Linked DNA regions of Homo sapiens: region 1 is linked to region 2. The links are chromatin contacts, found by Hi-C or POLR2A ChIA-PET in ENCODE. All regions are on one chromosome and are shown on one strand. Each heading gives the region's core, a stretch centred on a gene start or an enhancer-like site at or near the end of the contact. The rest is flanking DNA. Distances are from core to core; before and after follow the strand shown. Region 1 overlaps GPAT3 (glycerol-3-phosphate acyltransferase 3). Region 2 has its middle 54 kb from the start of COQ2.

Region 1 (3,621 bases), core at 279-2,778, 340 kb after region 2:
CGCCATTCTTCTGCTTCAGCGTCCGGGGTAGCTGGGACTACAGGCACCCGCCACCACACCCGGCCAACTTTTTGTATTTTTACTAGAGACGGGGTTTCACCATGTTAACCAGGATAGGCTCGATCTCCTGACAGGTGATCCACCCACCTCAGCCTCCAAAGTGCTGGGATTACAGGTATGAGCCACCACGCCCGGCCTGTATTCACATTTTTCATTTGTCATCCTCTTCAATTCCCCCACTTCCAATAACTGAGAAACTTAAAACCTTAAAATAACCACAAAACTGCCTAACAAGGAGCAACCTCTCTTACTAGTACATTGCTAATGTAACCATTAAATAGATAAAATACTATTCATAATATGTGAAATTAAGTGGAAAGATGTTATGTGTGTCTGTGACCTCCCAGTGTTCTAATGCTTACTGGTAATCAGTTGGTTCTCTCATCTTAAGTATTTCTCCTAAATCAGCTTCATTTGTAAGGTGAATGGTTTAACATAGATCTGTTGTTTGTATCAACAAAATGATAATGTTATTCAGAGGTAGGGGCAAGTCCAGGTCTTGTGGGGGCTTAAAGCTTATGCAATTTAGAGGCCTTCTTTAATAAGGAATACAAAGTGATCCATGCAAAAGTAAGTACAGGACCTTGGAAGGAGCCTATGCAAGTTTGGACCCTGAAGTTTAACCTTACTGGCTTCATGGTCAATCTGTCTTTTGCTCAAAGACCTTGAACTGAAACCTGGAGTGATGACTGAGAAGAATATAGCAGGGCTGCTTGGCTCTTTGGACCAAAAAAGAGAGACCATTTTCTATAAACCTTGCCTGGCTGACGGTCCAGGTTAATAAAGATGTAAAAATGGTAGAAGGTGTGAGAATATATCTAAGAACAATAACACCAACAACAAATCAAGGGGGATTATCCTTTCTAAACCTTGACTATGTCATCTGTGAGATGTGTAGGGAAGCTGCTTCTGCCGTGTAGAGGCCTTGAAGAGTAAGGATACTGGCAGGATGCCTGTGCACTGATGTTACAGAGTCTTAGCAGAGGGCAGAACGGTCTCCTTGGACAACGTGGACCTGGCTGAACTACAGCACTGGGGACCACTTGGTGCACCACTGCCCAGGGCATGGTTTTGTTTGTTTGTTTGTTTGGCTTATTGTAGGATGGCCCAGAGATTCTAAATGAGAGGAATTTAAGTGGGTTCCAAGCTGTAAAAGATTCCTGCCTCAGTTAAAAAAAAAAGGGTGAATTGTGTCACAACTTTCTGGGAAGAATGATCACGTGTAAGTGAATTGTAAGTGCATGTCTAGATTAATGTTAGATAGGGGCCATATATAGATTTTCTTGTATCAATTAAAGTTATCTTTCTTCCCTCAAAGGTAGGAGAAATGCTAGGAAGAGCTGCTACTCAGGGCTTTCTGTTTAGCAAGGAAGAACTGGGGGTGGTGTTGTATTGACGAGAAATATCTTACATATTTGGGATTCGTCAGTGGGCAGGTATTGGTTAGAGCGATGTGAAACTTGAGGCAATAACATATGAGGAAGCACTTGGTTTTGGAGTCACCGACTTGGTTGCAAATCCTGTCTCAGTTCCTTCTTCTCTCTGGCCCCAGGCAAGTTACTCAACCCCTCTGCACTTTAATTTCCTCATGTATAAGTTGGAGATAATACAGAATACCTCATAGGATTGCGAAGACTACAAAAGTGTAGGTGTCAAGGGTTTTATATACAGCCTGGCATCAGGAGACACTCAGTCAATGTCAGCTGCCTTTTAGTTTAGGAAGGAAGATTTTAAAATATACATGGGAAGATAGGATTGGCTAGAGCCTTTAATTGAAACTATAGCTAGAAATTTGGGAGAACTCTTTTTTTTTTTTTTTTTTTGAGACGGAGTCTTGCTCAGTCACTCAGGCTGGAGTGCAGCGGCACGATCTCGGCTCACTGCAACCTCCGCCTCCTGGGTTCAAGTGATTCTCCTGCCTCAGCCTCCTGAGTAGCCGGCACTACAGATGTGCACCACCATGCCTGGCTAATTTTCATATTTTTAGTGGAGACAGGGTTTTACTATGTTGGCCAGGGTGGTCTCGAACTCCTGATCTCAGGTGATCCACCCGCCTTGGCCTCCCAAAGTGTTGGGATTACAGGCGTGAGCCACTGTGCCCAGCTTGGGAGAACTCTTAAAGGTAATCTTTTTTTTCTGATTAAAAAAAAATTGAGGTATAATTTGCATCTGTTACAATGCACATATTCAGTGTTCAGATACATGATTTTTTACATATTTGTAGGCTCATGTGATTACCCCAATCGAGCTAAAGAACACATTTATGATCTCAAAGTTCTCTTAAGCCCCTGCTCAGTATCTGCCCTTCATCTCTCAGTCCCAGTGGTACTCTCTCTTCTGATTTCTGTCATCGTCTGTTTTTACTGTTTTTGACATTTACATAAATGAAATCATACATTATATATTCTTTGTGTCTGTTTTTGTTCCCACTCTGTATAATAGTTGTGAGATTTCTCCATGTTGCATGAATCAGTGGATTTTTAAAAATAATTGCTATGGAGTATTCCTTTATATAATACCAATAGTTTGTTTATTTATTATAATGTCGATTGATAATTGGGTTAGTTCCAGTTTTTAGCCATTAGGAATAAAGCTGCTATAAACATTGTACAGACATTCTTATGACTGTCTGTGCCATAGGGTAAGCAAGTATTTGTTGAACTTTATTAGAAACTGCTACATGGTATTCTAAAATGTTTGTGCACTCTCAGCAGCAAAGTTTGAGAGTTCCAGTTGGTCCCTAGCATCTCCAGCACTTGGTATTTTTGGCCTTTTAAAATTTTAGCCATTTTTGTGGGTATGTAGTAGTATCTCATTATAGTTTTAAAAATAACATCTTAAGTATTTTTCTCAATGTAAGTATTTTTCAACAAAGTATATATACTTTGTTGAAAAATTAGACATTGCAGAAGTATAAATAAGTTAAAAATCAGCCATATGAAATACTTATTAATCAGAAAAAGCCTAATATTTTAATGTATTTCCTTATAGTTTTCCCCCACTCATATATATATGTGTATATATATATATACACACACACATATATATACACACACATATATATATATACACGCATATATATATATGTGTATATACACATATATAGTTTTGTTGTTGTTGTTTGAGATGGAGTCTCCCTCTTTTATCCAGGCTGGAGTGCAGTGGTGCCATCTCGGCTCACTGCAATCTCTGCCTCCCGGGTTCAAGCAATTCTCCTGTGTCAGCCTCCCAAGTAGCTGTGAGTACAGGTGCCTGCCATCACACTGACTAATTTTTGTGTTTTTTGTAGAGACGGGGGTTTCACTATGTTGGCCAGGCTGGTCTCAGACTCCTGACCTCAGGTAATCCACCCCCGTTGTCCTCCCAAAGTGCTGGGATTACAGATGTGAGCCACTGCGCTTGGCTTCATATATATATTTTAAAATGTAGCTGACATTTTAGTTTAATATATCTGGGAGTGGGCCCTGGTGTCTGTTTTTTAAAAGATTCCACAGAGAATTATGGAATGCAGCCAAGCTTGAGAACCACTGAGTTAGCTCAACCCTTTTCTCTCCCTTTCCC
Region 2 (4,000 bases), core at 764-3,263:
TGCAGTGGGGTAATCTTGGCTCACTGCAACCTCCGCCTCCGAGGTTCAACCAATTCTCCTGCCTCAGCTTCCTGAGTAGCTGGGATTACAGGCGTGCACCACCATGCCCAGCTAATTTTTGTATTTTTAGTAGAGATGGGGTTTCACCATGTTGGCCAAGCTGGTCTCGAACTCCTGACCTTGTGATCCGCCCGCCTTGGCCTCCCAAAGTACTGGAATTACAGGCATGAGCCACCATGCCTGGCGGTAAGCGAAGTTTTTAAGTTGTAACTTTAGTAAATTAAATATTAATTTTTAAAGCTAAGTAACCTCTGAATAACCTTTTTTGATGCATAAAAGCCAACCTCAAGGGCATCAAAAGAGTCATCTACGTTTATATTTGAACTCTGTAACTTCTGAATAATGTGCAAAGCATGTCCTCTGGGATCCGAGGGACCAGGTGTAATGGGGTTAAGTTGAATTCAAAGCTTGAACACGTAGCCTTCTTGTTTTCTGTAACTATTCTCTTCTTGTCCAGAAGGCCCCGTTTCCTCTGATGGCGAGATAGAGTGATGAAGTGAAGGTAGATCACCAAACATAAACTTTCCAAGTAAAGGTAGCCAGAGTCTACTTTGGGGTTAACCTAATCTCTTTTGGGGAAATGCTCAGCGTTTTAGGCATTTTCTTCTCTCCTCTTCCCTTAGCCAAGATGGCCTTGGGGAGAGGGAAAGTTTATGCACTCACGTGGCATTGGTGGTGTTGTGGCTGGTTCACAGTGGGCTTTTGTTTGGCCCAGTGGGCACTTGCTGGGCTCTTGTTGCAGTGTTTTGTCCCACTGAAACCAGGTCATTGGTCTCTGATGTCATCGCCTCCTCTTGACCTCCAGTGGCATTGTTGCATTGCCTCGGAGCTCTGCAGGCTGACTAGGCCTTTTGGACTTTCCAGTTTTATCCAAAGCACACAGGAGGCCCCTACAAAAGAACACTCCCCAGGAACCTTTGTCTCAGGAAATCTTTCCAGCGTCTGCCTCTGAACTACTCTCTGTCCTGTCCTCTACTCCAGACTTTTCCCTTGTGATTAAGTTCTTGTCTCCTTGGACTAGGTCCTTTGTATCAGACAGAAAGCTGCCCTTATGTGGGTGGGGGCATAAGTCTCTCTTTGGTTCCACCCTATAACCCTGGGCCAGCCCTTCTTATTCTCAAGCAGAGTCCTGGATCCTGAGACCCTAGTCTGAACCTGTATCCCATCCCCATAATTTGAGTAGGTGAAGCAAAAATGAATCTGTACCCCATCCCCATAATTTGAGTAGGTGAAGCAAAAATGATCAAATCTGGCCAGGCATGGTGGCTCATCCCTGTTGTTCCAGCACTTTGGGGGGCTGAGGCGGGAGAACTGCTTGAGCCCAGGAGTCTGAGACCAGCCTAGGCAACATAGTGAGACCTTGTTTCCACAAACAAACAAACAACCCAATCTGTGAATGCCAAGATTGCTTAAGAATTAACAAATAGCATTTGAAAAAGATGTAAGAATTGTTAGGAACATAAAAGTTATAGGATACTAATTCCTTTAAAATAAAAATGCAAAGTTTCTTCCTAATTAACTTTTTTCTAACACTTAGGTTTGAGATAATTAGAAGAAAAGTTTACATATAGATTAGCGTCACTATTAGCCAAATAGTGCCTTTATAAAAATCACAGAGAGGCCTTTTTCTCTGGTGGTGGGGTGTGGCATAGAGTCCTAAGCAGGACTCACAGCTTGGCAAGGCAAGAGGAGCACAGACTGGATTTTGGTCCCTACTCACCCGTCAGGTGGTTGCTTTTTGGTAATAAACATCCTGCCCAATCATACGAAGTGGCCTGATATAGATGATATTTATTAACTACATGACCTTGGGCAAACATCTCAGTCCTTAGAACTTTAGATGCCTCATATAACAAGTGAGAGGGGCTGACCTCTGAGGTCCTTTGTATCTACAAATACTATGCTCCACGGCATCAGTAATTTTTTTTTTCTTTTTTTTAACTAAATGAGAGTCTTCACAGAAAGTAGAGGAAGTACCAAATGCTGGCCACCGGAAGGAACCAGTCTGAAAAGTAGAAGTGACAGAAACCCATGGGCAAAAGTGGTCAGGTTATTCTAGAGTTCATGATAGGGAGAGTTGGACATCATTAGATATATATCCGAGACTTTGGTAAGACACATCTAAAAATTTTTCCTAAATAATAAGATTCCCTGGACAGAGACTCCCAAAGGGAAGATGACAAGTGTTTGGGAGAAGTGCTGCAAAATGAAATCTCTATCTTCCAAACAGGATGATGTGGAACAGAAAAAAAGGGGGAGAGTTATTTAAAGAGAGACACACTTGGCCAGGCGTATTGGTTCAGGGCACTTTGGGAGGCCGACACAGGTGGATCACTTGAGGCCAGGAGTTCAAGACCAGTCTGGCCAATATGGTGAAACCCCATCTCTACAAAAACTAAAAAAAAAATAGCTGGATGCTAATGCTCTGAGATGACAGATTTTTGGAACTGTGGATGTAAAGCCCATAGACCTTAACATTAGTGTGTCCAGTCCCATGACATTTCATTAGCTTATGGCTTCTGCTCCAGAGACTCCCACCATTTCCCCATTGATAAGGGAGAGGAAGGAGGAAGTAAGAGATTATTTAAAAACAGTTGTGAAACTACCAAGGTCTGTGGTTGAGAGTTGGTTTTCTAACCAACCTTTGTCTAGTCTAGTCTAACCTTTGACTACAGACATCATATAAGGGACACGGTTGCCTCAGATGCAGAAGATATCAGGAAGGGCTGATTTGTTCCACACTATTTGACCACACTGATTGCAACAGGATGTGGACATGTTTTGCTATGAGTGTGTCCTAAAACATTGGAAAGAAACCCCACATCCTGTCACCCTCCCTGAGGGCAAGGACACTTAGAGTGGAGAAATCTGAGGTTTAACCTGTGCTGGGGATGATGACTGATACAACAAAGGATATAGGACCTCACCTAATGAATTTCAAAGATTGCTGATGTAAGATGCACCAAGAACAAATGTTGGTGTCCTGGTAGTAGAGCAGGGGACCCCTTGTGAGACCTGTCTTTGATCTTGGGAACACAAATCTTACAACATATTTATGACTGTGAAGGCAAAAGAAATCTTCAACGATGAGGTCTGGAAATTCTGAATATTCTATGCAAAGTATTAGAATTTCACAAGAGAGGACTTTGCTCAGAAGAGAAAAATGAACAGGCACCAAGTGGTAATTCACAGAAGTGTCATTCCCATGCTCTTAACTCTCAAGTGTGTTTTGAGATCAGGAAACATGGAGTCCTTATTCTCACTGTGTCCCCTGTTTGAAGACTGATTAATTAAGATGTCATTCATGACATGGTGAGCCATCTTGAGATATTTGAATATCCTGCCACCATGGGAACCCAGACCTACCTCTGGACTAATTATTGGGAGGGGATTGTGGGAAAGAATAATGACTGGGAAATAGAAATCTTTAAGATGCTCTTGAGCAGAACAAATTTCTCCTCCAATAAAGATGTCCATGTGTTTGTATTTGGCATGGATAATACCATGTATTCTGTAACCCCAATTCTTTAGTATTAGCTCTTTGTGAAAACCTTCTTAGAAACAAGGTGATTTCACTAGATTGTGTTTGGGGGCTATAATTTTATGATCCTATGAAAGATTGTCCCCTACTTTGCCACTTCTGCCAATAAGACCTCTATGTCCTGTCTGCTCTCTTGTTCCCCCAAATAAAGCTTGGATTTCTGTACCATTAACTATCTGCCCAGCATACAAACCTTTAAGTAAGAAAGAAAGCTTCCTCTTAACCTTCATCCAAAAAAAAACAAAAACACACACAAACAAAAGAAAATCTGAACTAGGAATAGAGAGCTTTGGGGCTTCTTAAGTACAATGACTAATAAAATATAAACATACTTGCTGTCTCCAGGGGGTTTATAATTAAAATCATAATGTATATTGACATTGTTTATCAGGGTAAAGA

What was found. A loop is a pair of places that touch in the nucleus more often than their neighbours do. ChIA-PET counts read pairs that join two places held with the same protein, here RNA polymerase II (POLR2A).
Region 1: a map of heart right ventricle shows a loop between it and region 2 (12-fold over the local background). The contact joins two enhancer-like sites. A Hi-C loop is called at or near these places in 1 of 168 maps with a recorded cell type or tissue (heart right ventricle). POLR2A ChIA-PET finds 5 or more read pairs at or near these places in 1 of 52 experiments (naive thymus-derived CD4-positive, alpha-beta T cell).

The regions. Positions count from the first base shown.
Region 1 is chr4:83,568,608-83,572,228 of GRCh38, forward strand. The region is part of intron 2 of GPAT3 (glycerol-3-phosphate acyltransferase 3); the gene reads left to right. Among named protein-coding and RNA genes, the nearest start is that of GPAT3, 34 kb to the left of the region's middle. Within about 2 kb of position 1,529, at least 3 of the 41 ENCODE cell types and tissues checked have a DNase peak (open chromatin) inside an H3K27ac peak, as active enhancers do.
Region 2 is chr4:83,229,066-83,233,065 of GRCh38, forward strand. No RefSeq gene overlaps it. Among named protein-coding and RNA genes, the nearest start is that of COQ2, 54 kb to the right of the region's middle. Within about 2 kb of position 2,014, at least 7 of the 41 ENCODE cell types and tissues checked have a DNase peak (open chromatin) inside an H3K27ac peak, as active enhancers do.